Regions from separate parts of the Homo sapiens genome. Here all the other regions are linked to region 1. A link is a loop called in an ENCODE intact Hi-C map of the cell type or tissue named here. Cell type or tissue: IMR-90. All regions are shown on one strand.

Region 1 (8,000 bases):
AGAGCACGGGGGTCCAATCTTTTGGTTTCTGTATTCTACACTGGAAGAAGAAAAATTGTCTTGGGCCAACATAAAATACACTAACGATAGCTGATGATCTAAAAAACAAAACGGCAAAAAAATCTCATAATGTTTTAAGAAAGTTTACAAATTTGTGTTGAGCCACATTCAAAGCCACCCTGGGCCTCATGTGGCCATGGGCCTTGGGTTGTACAAGCTTGATTGAGCATCATTGGCTTAGGAAAATCTGAGAAAACTTTGTAAGAAGTAGTAAAATATGGATAAATAAACTGAAGCCCATCAAACAAAGGCCTTACATGCTCACCTGAGTGGCTCGAGTTTGGTATAAAAATAATACATACTAGATTCCAAAGTAGAGGAACGATACAGTGATTTAGTGATCTAGTGATTTAGAAGCAAGCAATCTGGCAATCAAGAGCATGATGGATCATGCTGGAAAAAAACTTCAGAGAAGTGGAGAGAATGGATAAAAGCACCTCTAATAATCCCAAAATGAGGTGATGGAGGCCTGAAATGAGACAGTGGTGAGGAGTCCAGCTCCTAGCCAAAAACCTATAATCATCTTTCAAACCCTACCACAGACAATTGCAAAGGATTTACCTGGCAGGCTTCACAGGGAAAAATTGTCCTCCCCACACCAGACTGTGTGCAGCCAGTAAACTGCAGTCTCTGAAGGGAGCTGCAGTCAAGGGCTCAGTCACTCCATCCTCAGCACCATGCGCTTATGCATATCTGCATCTCTAGCCCTCCCTGCATTCAGAGAGAGGAGGTCTCTTCATCGGGTCATTCTGCGGAGGCCTCCTCACTGGGGAGGACACTTGAAGCCTCTTTTTTCTCTCTGACTCAATATTCACTGTTTCCCACACCTAGTCCTCCCCTCTCCAGCTCACCCCCATCCCCACCCCTGGGTCCATAAAATGGCCAGAGCCTTTTGTTCGGGCTCCCGTACGTAGGTGGTGAGATAATTCCCCGCCCCACTCCCCCGTGTGCACTGATACATTGGACCTTCACCCAGTGCCCTTCTGTGGAGAAAAAAGGAACATTAAAATGGTTAAGCTTTTTCCTCTTGCCTATTCTACTACCTTAGAAAGTCATTAAAGGATTGGCTGTTACTTTCACTTTGGCTTGTTGTCTTAATTGACCACTCCACCACGGGCGTCTCAGCTCTCTCCAGCTCAGCTCAGCTCTTGACAGGTGGCAGAGCGAATTTTGAAAAATGTTGAATATAGTAGACACCCTAGCTCTGATCTCCATTCTTGTTTTAAGCAAATCTCCTACACTCTCAGTCCTCAGAACTATAAACTACAATTGTAAAACATTTCTCAGAGAAAAACTTATAATATTTAAATACTAGTTTTAAATTCTTTAAAAAAAGATCATGACAGTGTTTCAATTTCAAATTTACAATATAATATGCTAAAAGTCCATACTTCATGGTCTAGACTAATTTAAATGAAATTTTTGTATCACCAGCATTTGTAATGTAAATCCAAGAGTCGAGAGATCTTTAAATTATTGCATTTCAAAAACATTACTGGAAAATGATAAACTATAGGGACCTAAAGTCTCAAACAACTATGATAGAGATTGAATACCTGACAATCTTTAAAAGTAGGGATGTGAGGAAATGAGGAGAGGATTTATTTGCCTCCATTGTACTCATCTCTAACATTAAATATTCAAGTTCATGGAAAAAGCAATGTGTTTATTTTACGGTGCTCTGATACTGTGATAACTACTGTGACTTCTTATGGGAATATTGCTGCATAACAATTGCCAGAGAAGCTCATCAATCTGTGTTTCTCAAATGTGAGCAGCTCATTAGTACAATCTCCACCCAGGGAACACACAGAGCTCCCTTCTCTGCTTCATCCTGCGATTTCCATCATGTCCCTGGACCATCATTACTATTTGTATTTGTAAAATCCTTCTCTTGCCTCTTCCTTTCTGTTATCATTTGATCACTTTGCCCTAAAAGCTGGATAACTGAGTACTCAGTCACTTCTTCTTTTTTTTTTTTTTTTTGAGATGGAGTCTTGCTCTGTTGCCCAGGCTGGAGTGCAGTGGCATGATCTCCACTCACTGCAACTTCTGCCTCCCAGGTTCAAGCGATTCTCCTGCCTCAGCCTCCCAAGTAGCTGGGATTACAGGCGTCTGCCACAATGCCTGGCTATTTTTTGTATTTTTAGTAGAGAAGGGGTTTTGCCATGTTGGCCAGGCTGGTCTGGAACTCCTGACCTCAGGTGATCCACCTGCCTCAGCCTCCCAAAGTGTTGGGATTACAGGCGTGAGCCACCACCCTCTCAGTCACATCTAAAGGGGACAATGTGTGAATCAATGACAGACATGAGTATTGCTCTCTTCTTTTACTTTGTAAATTCCTATATATGCATTCCTATATATGCATTGATAATAAAACATTTAAGGTTTTACAGAAGTTTTTGAGGAAAAGGCCTAGTACAAAAAGTTTTAAATCTAGTATAGAAACTACCATTAGGTTAGAAAACTAAGAGTTTTCTGCATACAAGATTTTCAGAATGATAGCATATTTCCCTTCTCAAATATTAAACTGTACTGTTTTTCTTAAAATTATTAAATAGTTGTTTAGTATGAAACTATGTTTCTTCTTTTCCTAGCTTTTCTCTAGTATGGTATCTTTTGTCCTGGCAAATAACCACTGTTTAATATACATTCCTTAAAACTAGCTTTTGTATTTAAAAGCTATGTAAATTATATACAAAGTCAAAAATCTTCAATAAATAAAATAAAGAGAAACATGGTAATTTTTATTTCGCCTGGTTGCAAATGGCCTGTAGACAATGAGGATCTATCTAAGGGGCAGGAGCAGGTTAAGGTGGGATCCCTGACAAGCATTCTAGCTCTATGTCCCTCCTTCAGCAAGAGCCACCAGATATGAGCAGAAATTTCTATACTTAAATACAGCACTCAGCCAGGCTGTTTCAATGAACTGATTTAAAATACAAGAATCACAAAACAAATGAAGAGACATCATCAGTTTCCCCACAATGAATTCGAGATTTGTTGAGAAAAACTGGTAATATTCTTCCCTTTTAAGGAAAATATTCCTTGAGGATAAATGATTAATTCCTATTAAAATGAGAAAGTAGATTTAAAACACAAAGATAGTTTGAGAAACATCCAAGGATTCATTGACTTTTGCATTTACTACATTTTCTTTAAAAAGGTACCCTCTCACTTTTAGAAAAAAACTCAATTTACGCAAATTAAGCTTGTTTTACCCAGGTTTTATAAAATCTGCCCTTACCTGACAAGCCCTGTGCTAGGATCAATGGCTAGACATAATGATTGTTTGTGATTGTAGCAGGAATGATTAAAAAGCACATTGTTTCACCCACATCTGCATGAATATATATCACACTACATGACATTTTAAAATTCTAAAGTATGAGTAAAATCATAACCGTACATTGACATCAAGGAGTGATTTGTCTTCTCCTACGCAAGTGCAGATTATTTTACCACAAGTGCAAATTTAAATTCTCTGCATGTCTTCTCTGGCTTCTCATTTATTTTCTAGTTACACATTTTGGAAACTGAGATGGAGATTTTTTAAATAATTAAATAAGAAAATAAAAATTCATCATTGTTTGAATGCAAAATGGCTCAAGTCCCTGATAGGTTAATAGGGAGCATTATTATTGTTACAGTTCAACAAACATGTCACTTTGACATAACTAAAGGTGATTTCCCTTCAGCTGGTCATAGGCAGGTGAGAATAAATGGAGATTATTTAAAGAGAATGACTGACATCTGCTGGAATACAAGAGAAATGAACAGAAAACAATGCAAGCATAAATGCTTACAGTTAACAGTTTCAGAATACATCAATGTTTACAATCTGTAACAGAACAATGTTAGCATAAATCCTCAAAAACAGAGGAATAATGGGGTGTAATGGAAAGGGGCATCTTGTGTAATTCTGTTCTGTTGCACTATGCTGAGTCCAATCAAGATAGCTTCACCCTAGAGCAGTTATACAATCTCTAAAAATAGTGCATTTCTGTTGCCTGTGATTTTTCTACATGTTATCGTTGATTTCTATAGTCTGTGGGTTCCTGTACCTTGACTCTGGCCACGTCTGTGCAATCAACTAAACGGGCTTTACAAATCTACAACCAAGGAATTAATTAGAATTGATCATTTGGAGGGTCAGAACACAATTTAGCCCCAAAATAGACAGATCCATGCCATCAAACATTGCTGATCTATGCCTTAAATTGGGCTTTAACGTAGTTCCCATTTTAAAAATGATTTCTTAATGAGGCAAGGGGAGAACGATTTCTTGAGAGCTTACTAAGTTATTCCATTTAGGATATCCTATAATTTCACGTGGTAGGTATTTTTAACTCCATTTTGTAAATGAGAAGATTTAATGGCAGAGAGGTGCAGAAATGTGCCCAACGTTACACAGATTGTAAGTGACAGAGCTGAAATTCATTACTTAATTCTACCTGATTCCACGGTTGGTGCTTTTCACCATACAATTTAATTCAAGGTACTTTTGTATTTTCCAGTGTCAATACCATTTTACGCTACTTTTTAACTGTATACCTTTCTAGTGAAAACTATTAGGGACTGTCCTGAAGAGTATCATGATCTGGTCCTGCTTTTGGATATTCTCTGCAAGCAAGTACTTGGTAAAGATCTGTAAATCAGTAAGAGAGTATTCAACAGAGTCAATGGAACCCATCTTTCCTTTTTTTCTCTAGAACAGTTTAAAAAGCAGTCACAGTCCTCAGTTTCTTCATTAGTACAATGATGGAGATGGACTAGATAACTCCTAATGTATCTTCCAGGGGTGCATCTGGTTAGGAATACAGCAAAGGAAAACAGGTTCATTCAGTTCATTATTATTCTGCAATAACACACTAACATAATCAGGGCAATTAGCTACATATTGTACTCATCATTCATTAATTGCAAAAGTGTTTTTTTTTTTAATTTTTGTCTTTGTTTATAATGCCTCATGGAAATTGAAGTGAAAATATGTACTCGAAGATAGTCTATTTTTACACACAAACACACCTGCCAAGAGCCTATCTTTCCTGACAGAAACATTTGAAAAAAAATATATTTTCATGTTATTTTTCTCTTACTCTTTCCACAGACTAAAAACGAAATCTACATTTTGCCTGAAAAAGAAAATGACTATGATCAGAATTTAAAACACATGCAAAAATTATTTTAAAAAGTTTCATAATAAAAGATTATTTCTATGAATTACAATACAATATATCTAATATTGCACCAGCTTCTTAAGAAGTTTTCAAATTTCCAGAAGTTGTATTTTTTAAAAAAATTCCAACATGCATAAACATAGTCTGAATATGGTTTCAAATGTTAACATAGACGGTAAAAGTAACACAATACAAATGTCTTCTGTAATTTATCAAATTTCTGCATTAAAATATATAGCAGGTTGAATCTTGAATTCAATACTACCATCTAGTGGAAATCAACCAAAAATGCAGCAGATAATGCTACTTTTGTTTTTTCACAAGTACAACTGCTATTCTTCCCATTGTCTTGCAATAACTAAACCAGTGGTCAAAGGACTGATGAGAACCTCTTTGAAATAAGTATTTTCTTGTAACAAAAACATTATTTGTTTTATTAGGTAACATGCTTATGGAATATACTAAACAATCTGACTGATTATAAAAATATAAATATAAAGTATCTAATCATGGGCTTATTCTTGACAACCAATCTCTCATACAAGACATTTATATATATATATATATATATATATATACACGTGCTTTTACATAAACATGTGTAAGACATTTTATATATATAAGACATTATCTATTATATATGACATTTATGTATATTGATTGTGCTTTTGGATGCAATTTCCTAGTATTTTTTGAGGATTTTTGCATGTATATCCATCAGAGGTATATATATAATTATATATTATATATATTACAATATATTTTATATATATATAATTTTAAGGAAAAGCAGAGAGTTTATTCAGTGATTTAACTTCCTTAAAGCAAGCCCTTTTGAAATTCTTTTTGCTTTGTAAATACATAAACCAGTAAGACAGTTGTTTATTATCATTATAAAGCATCATGTACTTTACATAATTTTATTTATATTTAGGAAATACAGGTGCAAGTATCTTACATGCATATATTGCCCTGTGGTGAAGTCTGGGCTCTTAGTGTACCATCACCCAAACAGTGAACATTGTACCCAATAGGTAATTTTTCAACTCTTACTCCCTGACCCCTCCCCATGTTTGGAGTCCCCAGTGCCTGTTATACTCATCTGTATGTTTATGTGTACCCATTGTTTAGCTCCCACTTATAAGTGAAAACATGCAACTTTTTACTCTCTGTTTCTCAGTTATTTCCCTTAGGATAGTGGCCTCCAGTTCCAACTATCCATACTGCTGCAAAAGACATAGTTTCTTTCTTTTTTTTGGCTAAGTAGTATTCCATGGTGTATATATACCACATTTTCTTCATCCATTCCTCCATTGATTGAGACTTAGGTTGATTTCATGTCTTTAATATTGAGAGTAGTGCTGTGATAAACATATGAGTATAGCTGTTTTTTTAAATACAGTGATTTATTTTCCTTTAGGTAGAAACCTAGAAGAAGGATTGCTGGACTGAATGATAGCTCTTTTTTAGTTCTTTGAGAGCTCTCCATACTGTTTTCCATAGGGTTTGTACTAATTTACATACCGACCAAGAGCATTTAAGTGTTCCCTTTTCTCCTCATCCATGCCAACATCTGCTAGTTTTTGACTTTTTAATAACAGCCATTCTAACTAAGGTAAGATGATATCTCATTGTGGTTTAAATTTGCATTTCTCTGATGATCAGTAATGTTGATAATTTTATAATATGTTTGTTGTCTGCTTGTGTGTCTTTTTTTGAAAAATTTCTAAAAGTTTTCTTAAATTAAAAAAAAAAATTTCTGTTCATGTCCTTTGACACTTTTTAGTGGGGTTGTTTTTCTTGTTAATTTGTTTGAGTTTCTTATAGAATCTGCAACTTAGTCTTTTTCAGATGCAGACTTTGCAAATATTTTCCCCCTTTCTGTAGGATATCTGTTTACTCTGTTGATTGCTCCTTTTGCTGTGCTGAAGCTTTTTAGTTTAATTAAGTCCTCTTTATTTATTTTTGGTTTTTTTTTTGCATTTGCTTTTGAGGACTTGGTCATAAATTATGTATCTAGGCCAATGTCCAGAAGAGTTTTTTCCAAGTTTTCTTCCAGAGTTTTTATGGTTTTGGTTCTTACATTTAAGTCTAATCCATTTTGAGTTAATTGCTGTATTTGGTGAGAGGTATGAGTCCAGTTTCATCCATCTACATATGGCTATCCAATGTTCCCAGCACCATTTATGGAATAGGATGTCATTTCCCCAGTGTATATTTTTGCAGACTTTGTCAAATATCAGTTGGTTTTAAGTATACAGCTTTATTTCTGAACTCTTCTGTTCCATTGATCTGTGTGTTTATTTTCATATCAGTACCATGCTGTTTTGGTTACTATAGCATTATAGCATAGTTTGAAGTCAGGCAATGTGATGCCTAAGCCTTTGTTCTGTTTCCTTAGGATTGCTTTAGTTATTTGAGCTCTTTTTTGATTCCATATAAATGTTATGATTCATTTTTCTAATTCTGTGAAAAATGGTGTTCCTAATTTGATAGGGATTGCACTGAATCTATAGGTTGCTTTGGGCAATATGGTCATTTTACCAATACTGATTCTTCCAACCCATGAGCATGGGATGTGTTTCCCTTTGGTTGTATCATCTATGATTTCTTTCCCCTGTGTTTTGTAGTTCTCTTTACATAAATTATTCACCTCCGTGGTTAAATATATTCCTATGTATTTTTTTGGTATTGTAAATGGGATTGAATTCTTGATTGGGGCCTCAGCTAGATTATTATGGATGTATAGTAATGCTACTA
Region 2 (8,000 bases), 170 kb before region 1:
GAACAACAGATCTTTGGGGATGATAAAATAATTTTTTCCTCTTTTTTGTATTTTTAAATTTTTATATAATGAGAAGGGATTTCATATTTTGAAAATAATCACAATTTTATTTGAAATAGTAACAGAAAGCCTCATCTTTGCTAGCATTTATATTTGTGGGTAGGTCTTACAATGAGGACATCAGAAGCAGAGGAGAAAGTATGGGTATACTAGCTGTGTAAGATCAGAGATTTAAATGGACAAATTGTGCTTTAACCAAGTGGATAGAGTTTTCATTTATTTTGAGGCACTTGGAACAGTTCGGATACATGACACTGAGATGCCTTCCTTAATTTTCTCCAAAAGTCTTGTAGGGCATATTGGCACCTTGCTTAAGAATCTGAGAAGTGTTCACTGTGAAATAGCCTACAGTCAAGTTTTACTAAAGCTAGAAAAGGATGCTTTTGTTCATTAACTTAACAGGGCTCACATAGGGCCTAAAACTTCAATAAAGCCAAGAAATAAATGAGACTGTGAAACAGAACCCCATGAACACTATCTGTTGATTACCTGTATTAAATAAAGTAGGGTTTCTTTTAACTGTACCTGTCTCTAAGAAAAGTTGGAACTGATGATTCTCAGGGTATGTGAGACCTATAGTAATTTCAGAAAACGCTGTCCATCTGGACTCTTGCTGTAACTGTTCTTGCTACTTTAATTTAAAAATCTTATGTTGATCTATTTACTTATTATAACTAGCAGTTACATTTCAGTTTTAATTTTTAACATTTTAATTACACCACTGTCACCGTATTGCCTCCCACATTTTCTCTGTTCTTCATGGGCAAGCTAACATGGCCAGCTGCTGTTAACAGGCCATGGATTTCCTTGCACAGTACCATCGAAATATTAAAGAGGCAAATACTTATCAAAACATAAGCTAACTTGGTGAAAGAGTAGAATCCACAATCTTAAAACCCTAACTTAGAAGGTTATTAGAGTTACAAGTTCATTTCCTTATGTGTTTTCTAATCATCCACTATGGCCATACTAGATATGGTGACTAAGTTCGAAGAATTAGTCATGGTCCCTGCTTTTAAGGAGCTTAAAACGTTGTTGCAGGCATGAACAAGTAAACCACTGTTATGAGGTTAAATATAAATATTGTGTATGTATATGAATGTATACATGCACGAGGACAGTAAGATAAAATTTGTCAATCAAGTAGAAAAGAAAAAAATTTTCATTCATATTTGCAGCATGAACAGCTTAGAGAATTTCAGGCTGAGAGTTTTTTTTTCCTTTTCTTTTTTTGCCAAAAAGTCATGTGTTTATGAAAGTGCACTCAGGGACAGTGAAAAGTCCAGCATGCCTGCAGCCTAAGTGTGTGAGGAAGAAAGCAGGTTGTAAGCATATTATTAAAAGCCCTGGCTACCATGCTAGGGACTGAACATTATTTTGTAGACTAACAGGAGCCAGTAGGGTATTAAAGCAGCAGAGTGTGGCATGAATAGGTCTGGGCTATCATAAGGTAAAGTTTGTGACAGTAGAAATGATGGATTTAAAGGGTGAGAAACTATAAACAAAGAAACTAGTCGGATGCAATAATTCACATGAGGAAAGGAAATAAGGTAATGGCAGCAGATATAAAAGAAGGGCACATAATTTAAAGACAATCCAGAGTTACAACAAACACTGTAATAACAGGTAAATATCAGATTTCTCTGCGTCCACCAGTGTATTAAGGACTCCATGCACATTTATCTCATTAAATCTTCCTTAACAGCCCTGTGAGGTGCGTTCTGCTTACTATGTCTGTTTTACAGATAAGGGAAGGGATGGGAATTCGGTAGCTTGCTGAAGATCACATAGCTGGTAATTGCAGAGCTGGGCCTGAACCTAGATCTAACTAATTCCAGAGCATGACAAATCTCTAAGATAAACAGCCTTCAACATGACTATGTGACCAGGCAATTTCTGACCTCAGTGACTTAAGAATGAGGATCTGATTGACTGAGGAAATGAATATATAAAGGAAAGCAAGTTCTGATAAAAAAAAATTAGTGTTGGACATATTTACTTTGAATATTGAAAATACATGTATGTTCCGTAGAAAGTTGAGAGTTTCATTTACAGCCGAGTTACTTTCATGGGGATTGTTGTAGAAACCACAGCCAAAAGTACATTGCCAAGGTAAAAAGTCTACAACTAGATGCCAGCGGAGCTGGGGGCAGACACCTAAGGAATTACTTTGTTCAAGGAGTGCACAAAGGATGATGTCTTAGAAGAGGAGAAAGGAGAGGAGCTTTCAGAGGTCCAGCTAACGACCCTGGAGAATGCAGGGTTAAGGAAGCCAAGGAAGATGAGAGTTTTGAAAAAGAGACATTGAAAACGATTTCCAAAAGCATAGTTTCAGATATCAAAGAGCAATCACGTTGGAGGAGAACTGGGAAATGTTTGCTGGATTTGGCCCTCAGGAGATCGCTGTTGACATTGAAGCAAGATGGTTTAGGGAACGAAAGGGGTCTGAAGTCAGATCACTGTGAGGTGCACTGCAGAGGGCAGGTGTGGAGGAAGAGCAGATTCCTCTAACAAAATTCACTCTGTCCTGGTGAACGTGTCTATCTCTTCCCCAAATTCCACAGTGGAAATATTATAGTGTTACATAGCAATAGCTACACTTGCACAAGAATACTCAACCTTCTCCTAGGGTAAAAAAATGCTTTGCTCCTTTAAATCTCCGTTACAAGCCTAAAAGAGCCTCTCAGTCACGTAGTTAAAAGACAAAACTTTCTCCTCACTCCTGATGTTTTCTTCCTATGGAGGGTATTCAATTAGTGTAACGTACTCCGCACTTCTTCCTGCACTTTCCCTAAATCAAACACAACCACATTGGAGTATCTTTTCTAGTTGGTAAGTTTGGGAAGATAAATGGGGCGTGTTCAGCTCAGCTGCTTTCCATTCATCTCCTTGGTGCTCAGCCTTTGGCAGAAAGAGCACAGTCACTACTGCTTTCTGCAGGCAGGTCCGCCATCATTAGGGGGACCTGCAAATTTGAGGGATTACCTTAAAGGAAACAACATTTGGTGTATTTTGATGGGAATACTGCCAAATAAGATGCAATGAGCAAAGCTGAGGAGAAAAAGAAAATAACACATGGAGAGACTTTTAATTGGGGCAAAGACATGTGGTTTGGAGTCTTCATCGGGTTTTGGAGCAGAATATTTTGAAGTTTGTTATGGCATATACTGAACCAGCTTTTAAATATCATGGCAAGGGCCAGCACCTTTAAGACGCAGGGCACACAATATTCTGATCTGGATCTATGAATATAGATTACGGTGTATTTCTCTATGACAAAATATTTCTCTATGACTTACGGAGCTAAGTCTAGAAGGTCCTTGACAAAGATGCTCAAGGCAGTGAAAGCCTTTCACAGGCACAGGCAGCCTGGAGCTTGTTGCTTCCTGACCCTGAAATACAGTTGCATATGTTATGTGGACAGCAAAAACCACAACAGATGTCAGTGGCTGCAGAGGTCTTAGAGCTCAAGGGCAGCTGAGGCAAGAATTAAACTATAAAGAGAACAAGTTTTTCTGTACAATTGTAGAACTTGATATCGTTGTTTTTAAACTACAAGGCTTTAAACTACAAGGCAGCTGGGTTTCGTGTGTGCTCTGTGCTACTTCTGACATTCTGTCTTTAAATGGTTAGTGTCAGGCTTGGGTAGGCAGCAATAGATCAGCAATTAACAGCCCCTGATTACTCTCTCTATTTGGGGCCAAGAAAATGATGGTGAATTTATGAGGCTCATTCAGAGACTCAAGTGGAAACTGCTCAAAAGAAATACTAGATGTGTTTCAAGGTGATACAGTTATTGTAGGGGGACTTTCATTGGTTTCCTTTATTATGAAGGAAACTGACTGAGAAACTGTAGAATTCACAAGCAGTGAAGAGACAGTGCCCTGAGGAGCACACGGAAGGGACCTTGGGCCACATCACAGCCCAAGGAACACTGGCTTCAGAACCACCTATGCTAGTTTCATCTCAGGAATATGTTGCAAAAGTTTTTCCGGTTGAAACAGATATGGAGACAAGATAGAAACCATCACTAAAAAGCAAATTTCTTAGGTCTAAGCAGTTCTCTAATAAGAGGCAGTGGAATTAGCTATGATGGCACGGGAATAAAAATGCCTTTCTACAAGATACGAGGTAGCTATGTGACCCAACAGAGCTCGTTGCCTATACAGAGCAGAAGTACCCAGAACACAGAGGTCCCAGAGGAGATGGACACTAAAAGCTGTGCGTGGGCAGATTTTTCTCTAAGAGATGGTAGTGAACTGTACTAAACTTTTTGCTGAAGATTTCCCTCTATTAAATTTAAATGATCAAATCATAGATTCTGCTTAATTTGTACCAACCAACCAGTGGCATCCTGGTGAGGGTAAAAATTACGATTTTTTTTGCCATCACCTCTTTTGGAAGCCAGTCCCTAAGATGGTCCCCAGGGTTCCTTGCCTCTAGGTATTTAAGCCCTTGTGTAATGCTTTCCATTGAAGGTATCATGGGACTTAGTGACGCATTCCTAAGAAATAGAGGAAGGCAGAAGAAATGGTGTATGACTCAGAAACTAGGACATAAATGACAGCGTGACATCACTGTTTTGCTTTCCTTCTCTCTCAAATCACTGCTATGAGGGAAGCCAGCTGCCATGCCATGAGGAGTCAAGAGTCTCATGTGTTAAGGAACTGAGGTCTCTCTCCAATGGTGAAAAACTGTAGGCTGCCTACATGGGTAAGGGTGGGAATGAACCTTACCGGTGTCAGATGACTACAGCCCTTGAGGACAACTGGACTGCGATCCCAGGAGGGACCCTGAACGAGAACCAACCAGAAAAAAAATGTGCTCCCCAATTCCTAAAATACAGAAAATGCAAGAGAATATATGCTTGTTTTATTAAGCTAAGAAATTTTGGGGTGCTGCGTCACACAGCAGTAGAGAATTAATATGCCTTCTTTTACTTAGAAATATAACTGAGCTTTTACTACAGTTTCAGTCAATATTAAATAACAGCTTCAGGAATTTTCACCTGGGAAATTGTCCTAAACCCTTTTTTGTAAAGTTGGTATATGTGGGGAGAGTGTCGTTATAATCTCCTGTGTCCCGTTAATTCTTTGGATTCTAAAAAGAGACTTATCAGATACCTGTGTTAAAATAATAAAATGTATGAGGTCCTAAAGAAATATCAGCCATTCTTATGCATCTAAATAATTGAGAAAACCTCTAGTATAGACTAAGCAGAATTTTCTAAAAATGAGAATTTCTTTAATTTCTAACTTTTAACTCATATTTTCTAAAAATGAATTTTAAACATTAATTTCCTTTAAATGTTAATAGGCATAGCCTTTACTTTCTCCCTCTGAATCTGACAGCAGAAGAGGGCTTCTATGAAAGTTTTCTGGCATTTTAGTATTATAGAATTTATGTATTTTATTCTATTCATTAATGTCATTAAATCTTATTACAGGATCAATGACATGTTACACAGGAAAACATGCTTGGACATAATTTGGGATGGGAAAGGGAATAGGTAGTAAATTTGGAAGCTTAAGTAAAGTAGCCCTGGAGTAAATTTAATTAATGGAGTAGAAGACTCATTTCAGAGTCTTCGTGGGGCAACATGTGTCTTTCCCATGAGAGGTTCCAAGAGTCTCCTAAAGGGCTAGTTTTTCATCCTTGCAGGGAGGCAAGCAATCCCCCTGTGCGTGTGGTAGGCAGTCTGTCCTGGACTGCTGATCTCCCACACAGGGAGATCTAACCAGAGGCTTGGAAGCTACACCCAGCGAGGTACAAGAGAATGTGAGAAAGAGATCTGAAATTTTCTTCTTCTGAAGGCAGTTCTATTGCTGTAAAACCCACCCTTTCTTCACCCCTTTACTCTGCTCTCTGGGAGTGAGGTGATTTATCTGATGGACACGTTTCAAAAAAAAGAGCCGGGTACCATTTTCTTTGTGAGAGCTCTTGGCTCTGGGGTATAGACTTTCCCTGTTGTTCTTGGGAGCAGGCTGCTCCCAACACTGGTGGCTGTCAGTGCCTTGACCAGGTAAGTTAAGTCTGACTAATTCTGTGGTTTATTTACCAAACCTCTTTGGCCCTCACAACTTGGCCTTTATCAGTTAAAACAACAATATTTTCTGTTTTCCATATACCTTACCCTTCATCTTATTTCTCAACTTGTTTAGGACCTGCACAAGAACAGGTGTGTTACATCCCAGGGGAACCAATACTTCTATCAAAAATCAAGTAACAGCAAGGATTTAGTCTGAAGTATCCAAAGGAAATCATACAAAATTTTTCCTTTTAATTGTACACTTTTGTCATGAATAATTCGATATGTGATTCAGTGTTGATAAGATGCCGCCTTGGGATATATATTTTCTTGGTTAATGGAACAACAAATAACATGAGAAAAGGTATAATTAATAAGCAAATGCATCCTGGGCTCAAAAAATTGAGTCTTTGTAGCCAAGCAGATATGGATTCTAATCCCAAGTCTAGCAAATCACTTAACTTCATTGGGGGCTGTTTCTTCATTCGTTTCTTCACCTTCATTTGTATAATTAGGAGTAGCAGCAACGATGGAGGGCTAATGTATGGATCAAGTGGGATAACGCAGGCAAGGTGAAGCACAGCATCTGATATCAGTGGGAACCCAGTGTACAGAAACTGTTAATATTGGGTCCTAAAGTCTATTTTGTTTTACTGTGTAATAGTTGATTAGGTGTAGAATTTCACACTATGTTTTACCCAGAAGATAGCTACATCATAAAGAAATTTCCTTAAGATATTTTTATTCCCATGAACAATTTTTCTGTCAAGCTTGCAATTAGTGAGTATATTACTTTAGGCAAGTGTCGGGTCATCTTCTTGCCTACTTTAAATTCAGAATGTGCCATTTTAAGGTAATTCAAACGTCTTGTCAGCTTTCACTAATTAATTTGTATGAATTTTGGATCTAGGGGCAAGGTGAAGTCAAGGAATAAAGGTCCCTGTGGACACTGTTGTTTAAAAAAAAGAAAAACCTCAACATTCTTATTAGATTTGCTTGTAGAATGTCCATGGTACAATTTAATAAATTCTGGTTTTATCGCCTTAGAAAAAAGTTTCTTATATCAGTCCTTAAGGAATTATTTTGGACTCTCTTTCTTGGTTAAATTATCCCGTTAACTGAAGTGTCCACTGTTGAGGGACTCAGTTTTGCAAATAGAACTTCAATAACTTTAAGTGTCTGCAATGGATCTTTCTCCGAGCATTTAGCTGTCCTCCTGCCAAGCTGTAAAAGATCCTTACCCCATATCATATGCTCCAGGGGATTATTTTAAGCTCAACTTTCCAAACTGGCTCACAGATACTCTGTAAGAAACTTTACTTGGGCTTCTGTGTGTGCCCTGTCTAATTTTATAGACTTACCTTTTCAGACATTTCCTAGCTTCCAGCCTATGCTCCTTTTTCCCTCAGATCTCTGTTTCTCTTTGTTCTGGGCCCCAAATCCTCAGGCAACACCAATCACTTCCAAGACTAGTTACAGTTCCCTGGGACCACACTCAATGTGGATGGAGAACTGCTTGTAGAAACCATAAAAGCAGTTACTAATGAAAAAAAGATTGTGTTTCTATCAACATAATTTCAGTATAGTACACTTAAAAATGACAATAGTATTCAAACATAGATTCTATTTTAATGGAGTAGCTTGTATTTGTATATTTTTTAATTTCAAAAAATTATTGTTATGTGGTATATAACAATAATTACGTCTATAACTTTAGGAGATGAACATTCTCTTTTCAAGAAGGAAAATCAAAAAAAGGTTAAACCTTAAACAGAATGTTTAAAAGGAAGCATACCTGAGTGCTATAATTTTAAGGCATTTCTTACATTCAGTTCACTATAACACAGACAAATTCAATACTTCCCTAGCAAAATTAACGAAATGTGTTTGGACACTGAGAACAACTCATTGC
Region 3 (8,000 bases), 350 kb before region 1:
GTTAAAATGTAGGTTCTTGATCCACCCAAGAAACCATGGAGAGGTGGGGGACAGTTACCTGCATTTCTGACAGTTAGTTCATTGACTCTTATTCGACTAAACTTTGAGAACCAGTGTCCAAAGTATTTACTTACATATTTATATTTAAAAGCTGGGATAATCATGACAATATAAAATAAACAATTGATGTTGTATTTTACTTGGCAGATAGATAAAGCTATACAAGTTTCCTTTTTCCTAATTCTAAAGCATAATTAGAAAAAAATTGTATTTATTTCTTAGATATGGTAACTACTAAAATATAATTTGGAATGTTCTACTTAAATGAGTATACTTATGTATGCAGTTAGCCGTCAATAAGATTTAGTGTTCTCTGAACTATTTCATTTCTATGAAGGTGGTATTAATCTTGATGATAAAATTTTCTTTTAAATATTGAGAGATTCTGCCAAAATATAAATCTTACTGTGACAATGTTGTTGAAATTCCTTTCTTCATATGATTATTTGTTCTAAAATAGCTCCCATGAAAGTAAAATTCCTACTCTCAAGCATCCTGCTTAAGCATATTGTATTGTTGCTGGTAACTAAAAATAAAGCAAAGCATTAGGGTGGATTTCAGTGTAATTTTATCTGTTTAGTAGAGTGATACAAATGAATAAATTTTCAAACATACAAATTGACCAATTATTTGAAAGAGCTATGAATAAAATAAATAAGCTACCTTAAAATTATTTTAAAATTATATCACAAAATTTTTTTCCTAACAACAAAATATGTATTTTTAATTGTTTTGGTTCATACAAATTAAAATACAAATATAATTTTACCAAGGAAAGTGAAGTAATTTAGGAGTAATTAATAATATTTGTGTTAGGGAACGGAGCATAGATACTATTAAACCTAACCGTTTTATAGTGCATTTGTTTCTAAATCCCTTAAGCTGGTAAGTCATTGATCTTGCATTTTTCTTTGACAGGCTTATGCAAGCAAAGATCTGGAGGAGCAGTTACGGTCTGTGTCCAGTGTAGATGAACTCATGACTGTACTCTACCCAGAATATTGGAAAATGTACAAGTGTCAGCTAAGGAAAGGAGGCTGGCAACATAACAGAGAACAGGCCAACCTCAACTCAAGGACAGAAGAGACTATAAAATTTGCTGCAGCACATTATAATACAGAGATCTTGAAAAGTAAGTATGGGAAATAAAATGTATAGTAAGCCTTATATATCAAACCAGTAGAAGTTGCCAGCCTGGTTCTTTAATTTCAGTGTTTGTATCACCGAATACACCTTTAGGGCGGAAAGCAAATAGAAAATAAAGAATTACTTCAAAATACAACATTTTATGATTTCACTTTGAGTATTAAGATGACTTCATAAAATACAGGATAGATAGGTCCATGCATAAACAACACACATTTATTTTTTCAGGTGATAGCCATTGGAAAATTTTTAAAACAGATGGCTATATTTTACATACTATATCTGTTTAATAACTTAAACATTCTTTATCTTATCAAATAATTATACCTTAATTTCCTATCTGATTTGGATTGAGAAATGCTTCATTTGAAATCACCTTTTCAGATGTCACTTGTTGCTTTGCTGCTTCACAGATAACTGGCTCAGAGCGGGACTTAAGCTGATGAGGTATCTAGCATAAAGCTTCACAAAAAATGATCATGTTGCATAAAATGTCATAGCATCAATTGGTGGGGTATGACTGGGCACAGAGGTTCATGTCTGTAATCCGAGACCATTGGGAGGCCAAAGTGGGAGGATTGCTTGAAGCCAGAGTCAGAGACCAGCCTGAACAACACAGCAAGACCTCATCTCTATTAAAAAAAATTAAAAAGTGGTGGAGTAATTTAAAAACATATTTGCCTTCAGTTGGTAGCTCTTAATCGCTATAAAAGTTTGATATTGGAAAGTATTTTGAGAACAGAGGCAAACAAAATGGCTTCATGGTTGTATAACCAATAGTTTATGTCCTTTTCCAAAAATTCTATTTTAGGGGAAATATGGGATAAGTAAACTAGTATACTTAGGAAGTACATTATTTGTAATGCAGAATTTAAAAAGTCAACAGTATTATAGGTAAGCTACTAACTCATCAGAAACAAAATTCCAGAGGAGAGTTAAAAGGGATAGGAAATATTGACTTTGCTGAAGAAAGTTCAGAATGAGTCCCAGTTGGTGAAAAATAGCCTTGTATTTTATGTAGCTGCAGCCACGACATTACTCAAGGTTGCCAAATAGTCCGCCTGAAAAGGACGTTTGACTTGAATCTAAAACCATAGCTGTCTTCTCATATGCAACTCAGTTTTAAAGAAAAATAAAATTATATTTATATTTGCATTGAGAGCACAAAAATGGCCCATACTATAGAGAATGAACATGACTCTCTCTGCACATCTTATAAACATTCATATATTAAATTACCATTTTCCTAAGAAAGAAAAACCAAACATTAGTGTTGTGGGATATTGGTGTACTTTTAATAAAGCATAATGCTAATTTTTCTTATTGCCTAGCTATAGAAATGAGTTTAAGAAATATCCTTAGCTTGTCTTTTCAATGTTATATCATTCTCATTCACAAGTCAATTTAGGATCCCATCAGCTGTCTCTTTAGTTATATATTGAACTTAAATGTTAAAATCTGAAATGAATGTGAGTGATTTGCAGCTGCTGTGGGCTTTTTTTATCTTGGTGGTTTCCGTAAAACTTACTGATTTCCCTATGACTTGACAGGTATTGATAATGAGTGGAGAAAGACTCAATGCATGCCACGGGAGGTGTGTATAGATGTGGGGAAGGAGTTTGGAGTCGCGACAAACACCTTCTTTAAACCTCCATGTGTGTCCGTCTACAGATGTGGGGGTTGCTGCAATAGTGAGGGGCTGCAGTGCATGAACACCAGCACGAGCTACCTCAGCAAGACGGTGGGTATTGCCCATTCCTGCTACCTGCGAGAGCCCCCTTAATCAGAAGCTTTAACTTTGGGGATGATGTGTTTAAACTTCTGGTTGCTTTAAACTAACTTGGTTCAACTCAGGGTCTCATATTTTCTTTAGGGGAATGAAGTCAGTTTTTCAGTGTTTTGTGTGTTTGACAACACAGTGTCACAAAGAAAGTAATTGATGCTTTATTACTTTGCAAACTCTTCATATAGTGGAGTCAAAGCCTCATGCAGAAAACAATAAATATACGTATGTATGTGTGTACATGTACGTGTGTATGTGTGTGTGTTGATCTTCAAGAATAAACATGTTCATTTGGCAATAAAATACTTTTAAATGGGTGAGTTTTCAGATGGTGGAGATAACAGTGCAAACAGTATTCAAAGTGTAAAATTAAATGCGTGTGTTCTGTGAAACAGTGGTATAGTATTGAAATAAGCCATCTCACTGAAGAAATTTATTGTCTTCCTGTCGAAAGCAAAGGAAATAACTCTGACACTAAATCTCAGATGTTTTGAATAAACTGGGAAGTTTATCTCATTAAATGGTAAGCTTCTGATAACCAGGAAATGTCTCTTAAGGTTGGCTTTGGATCAGGGATTTTCAGACCAGACACATAAACCCGCTTTGTGGGCCTTACGTGGTAGAGGAGGCTGGCTGTGGAACACGCGTATGTGCTGGCGATAACCATGAAAGTGTTGTTTGAAATTGTGTGCACCTCTGGCCTCTGAACAGAAATGTTTGGAGAAATCCAGTCCCGTGGGCTGGACTGAAGCAAACTTCTCCCGAAAGACAAAACTGTGGTTGTCCTAATGACCTTTCTAAGCTATTTTTGGAGTTAGACTCACACACGTAAATCTGGCTAAATTCAGAACTGTTCTTTGACCTGGAGAATGAAAAATGAAATTGAAAGATGTGGTGTTAGATTTGATTTGTATGATGTGGTATGACAGAAAATTCACATTTTAATTTTATGCAAACTTTAGCTGATCTACATGGTTTTCAGTAATAAAACCTACTCTTATTTCAATATAGTATTAATAGAAATCAGAGTTAAGATTACTATCTCAATTCCATGAACTACATTTTTTCAGCTAGCTGAATATTTCCAAAATTTTTACTGTTACGATCATTTGGCCTCTGAGTTTGGAGACATTGTCTTATTATACAACCCAAATTAATTGCTTTCTTTTCAAAAATTGAGTTTCTTTATATTGCTCACCCACTTGATAAAGAAACAAGCCATTTTAGATTAAGACTTGCAAGAAGAAACAAAAAATAAATTATAAAGCTAAATTTTCTATTCAGCTTGCCTCTGCCTCAACTCTAAAGGTTAAAAAAAATTAAAAGGTGATGCTTTGGGGCCTGCTATCATTTCTTTTAGTATCATAGTTAGTTAAGCTTAGCCAGATGCAATTCATTCTGATTATTTCCTAAAAGCACAGCAAAATAATGTAGGGGTCGTTCCAACATGTGTTCTCAAGGAATACAATGTGACTCTAAACATAGTCCTGCATTTAGAAACTTTACCAGAAAAATGTACAGTTGTAGGAACATGACAATATTTCAGTGGTTGCCAAAATTATAATATTTTTGATAGACTAACATATAATTATACTATTGGACATAGCAAAAGTTATCCTTAGTTCATTTATCCTCCCTGAGTCTTTATCAAACAACAATAAACAATAAGACGTTATAGTTTTGTACTTACTATTCTAAATAAATTAATACTACTTTAACAGGTTTTATTGGTATTATGTATTTTATCATAACCCTGAAATCAAACAGGATTCTTTAAGATCCTCTAAATTTTAGAACTGCATACTTTAAAATAAATTAAATAGAAATACTTAGGCCAAGCAGATATTCTTTGAAAGGTAATATTCATTTTTAAAACATATTAATAATTAAAATGTTGTTTTTATCTTCAAGCCAAACCTCTTAATGGGAATTTTGGTATACTGAGTCTCTTGAGAAATATGTCATTTCCTTTTAAAGTTAGAGAAAATAAATATGGATGATTTAGGAATTGAAATATACAATTTTTGGAATGCCGTTAATGATTTATATTTTAAAATAATTCAGTTAAGCAATATGATGTATTCTAGATTATATTCCTAATATGGTATTTGATTTAAATCAAATAGTAAACCAAGGTACTTTGGATACTGTTTCCAACTAATAAGATAACCTTCTCTCTGCTCTTCCTCCTTCCATTTCCTTTCTTCATAATCTTTTCTATAAATTACTTTCAAGCATATTTTTTAAAAACATAGATCCAAATCTATGGCTAGGCATGGTGGCTCACGCCTGTGGTCTCAGCTGCTGAGGAGGCAGAGGCAGGAGGATCGCTGGAGCCCAGGAGTTCAGGGCTGCAGTGTGCTAGGATTGCACCACTGCACTCCCAGCCTAGGTGACAGAGCATGACCCTGTTTCAAAAACAAAAAAACCCCACAGAGCTGATGTCAGTCTCCAGCATAAAGGCCTTTCAGTGATTTCCCATTGCTTGTAAAATAAGACAAAAATCTTTTTTGAAGGTTATATTTATTGACATATCATAGCTGTACATATTTTGGGGTCATGTGTTATATGTTGATACCTGTACAAAATGTGTAATGATCAAATCAGGGTAATTGGGATATCCATCATCTCAAACATTTATCTTTTCTTTCTATTGGGAACAATACAGTACTTCTCTTGCAGCTTTTTAAAAAATATACAATATATCGTTATTCACTCCAATTTCCCTGATGTACTATTGAACACTAAAACTTACTCCTTCTATTTAACTGTGCTTTTGTACCCCTCAACCATCCTCTCTCCATCCTCCCTACCCTTGCCCCTCCCAGCCTCTGATAATCAGTATTCTTCTCTCTACTTCCATGAGATCCACTCGTTTAGCTCCCACATAAATGAGAACATGCAGGATTTTCAAGACCACATCTTTATCACAACCTGCAATCTCTGCCCCATAGCCCCTGTTCAGCATCATCTAATGTAATGATTCTTGATCTTGTGCTTCCAGTGCTCTAGACTTTCTCCAATTCCTGGGCATCATCGTGTTTCCTCTGCTCCTGGGCCCTTGCACACACACCTTTAGGTTAACCTGGCCTTCCTGTCTCCTCTTTCCTGAGGTGCTAGCTCTTCAGATCTTAATTTGGGTGTCAAGTGGCTTTGGCAAGGCCTCAGGCAAGACTTTCTGACCTATTTGGATTAGACCCAATATTTGTAGTAAATGCTTTATAGTTTCCCATATTTTTAAAATAGTATTTATTACAGCCTATAATCACATAGTTTATAGTTATGTAGTCATTGTTACTTGATTAATGTCTCCCTCCTCCACAAAGGCAAAAACAGATCCGTTCACTACTTATCCCAGTGCCTACCACAGAATCAGTGCACAAATCTCTTTTAGTATCACATAAAAACTGTGGACCCTTTCATGAGAACAAATGAAAATATAGACACATCCACAGCATTTCCCCCCACAGTTTTAGGGAGTTTGTTCCCTGACCCCTAGCCTTTTCCCTTTAAACCAGGCTTTAAAACTGCTGCCTTGAAGATTATTAATAATAAAATAGCTGATTAACACACTTGTGGAATTTTCAAATAATTGGTCTTTTTGCTAAACAAACGTTTATGCTATCAATTTAGCTTGATCTTTTAAAAAATATCTGTTTCTGGAGAGGAACAGAAAAGGTAACTATTGGGTACTGGGCTTAATTCCTGGGTGATGAAATAATCTGTGCAACAACCCCCATGACATGAGTTTACCTATGTCACAAACCTGCACATGCACCCCCAAACCTAAAATAAAAGTTTACCTATTTAACAAACCTGCACATGGACCCCCAAACCTAAAATAAAAGTTTACCTATGTAACAAACCTGCACATGGACCCCCAAACCTAAAATAAAACCCCAAACCTAAAATAAAAGTTTATGTCACAAACCTGCACATGCACCCCCAAACCTAAAATAAAACCCCAAACCTAAAATAAAAGTTTACCTATGTCACAAACCTGCACATGCACCCCCAAACCTAAAATAAAAGTTTACCTGTGTCGCAAATCTGCATATGCACCGCGAAACCTAAAATAAAAGTTTACCTATGTCACAAATCTGCACATGGACCCCCAAACCTAAAATAAAAGTTTACCTATGTCACAAACCTGCACATGGACCCCCAAACCTAAAATAAAACCCCAAACTTAAAATAAAAGTTTACCTATGTCACAAACCTGCACATGGACCCACAAACCTGCACATGGACCCCCAAACCTAAAATAAAACCCCAAACCTAAAATAAAAGTTTACCTATGTCACAAACCTGCACATGCACCCCCAAACCTAAAATAAAAGTTTACGTATGTAACAAACCTGCACATGGACCCCCAAACCTAAATATAAACTTTATATATGTATGTATATATATACATATGTATATACAGATATACATATATGTATCTGTAAAAGAAACATATCTATCTATATCTATATCTAGATATCCAGATGACTAGATGAGATATAGATATCTGTTTCTCTTACAGATAAGGAAGAAAATTCTTCTTTATTCTCTCATTCATTAGTTAATATGAGCAAAAGCCAACATTATATCTTTCTTACTATTGGTCAACCAAATAAATGCATACTTTACATATGGGCCAAATAGATACCTAAGCATACCTTAGGTAAAATCTAAACTTGGAAAACAGAAAATCAGTACATTGTTAGTAAGCAAAGTAAATAAATTTAGTCTTCTATTAACCATTTGAGTTTTTTCTGTGACCATTGCATATTCATTTTCTGCATTGGTCTAATTAGGTGTCACATTCACCCAGTGGGTATTGGAGTGAAAGTATTTATTCAAGGGTAGGTGTGTATGCTCAGTAGCATAAAAATTGCTCTATCAAGAGGGAGGTGTTGGAGAGGTTTAGGCTTTAGAAATTGCAAGGCTTCGCTGGGCACTGTGGCTTACACCTGTAATCCCAGCACTTTGGGATGCCAAGACAGGCAGATCTCTTGAGCTTAGG

The links. Peaks named below come from ENCODE experiments on the same cell type or tissue, not always from the same donor. Only the 100,000 strongest peaks of a DNase experiment are listed, where the experiment ranks them.
Region 2: it touches region 1 in a loop (2.4-fold over the local background); 10 of 110 quality-filtered maps call a loop at or near these places.
Region 3: it touches region 1 in a loop (3-fold over the local background); 2 of 110 quality-filtered maps call a loop at or near these places.

What each region holds. Positions count from the first base shown.
Region 1 is chr4:176,373,720-176,381,719 of GRCh38, reverse strand. It overlaps a transcript of LOC124900817 not described here. Among named protein-coding and RNA genes, the nearest start is that of SPCS3-AS1, 57 kb to the right of the region's middle. RefSeq lists an enhancer at 3,678-3,817. In IMR-90, CTCF peaks have their summits at 3,814 (motif pointing left) and 5,514 (motif pointing left); no DNase peak of the experiment used is centred here.
Region 2 is chr4:176,542,697-176,550,696 of GRCh38, reverse strand. No RefSeq gene overlaps it. Among named protein-coding and RNA genes, the nearest start is that of HAFML, 110 kb to the left of the region's middle. In IMR-90, no CTCF peak of the experiment used is centred here; DNase peaks (open chromatin) are centred at 1,066, 1,906, 3,486 and 4,616.
Region 3 is chr4:176,722,725-176,730,724 of GRCh38, reverse strand. VEGFC (vascular endothelial growth factor C) reads left to right here. Exons shown (of 7, transcript NM_005429.5): 2 at 979-1,192; 3 at 2,757-2,947. Among named protein-coding and RNA genes, the nearest start is that of VEGFC, 66 kb to the left of the region's middle. In IMR-90, no CTCF peak of the experiment used is centred here; a DNase peak (open chromatin) is centred at 3,654; H3K27ac peaks cover 525 bases.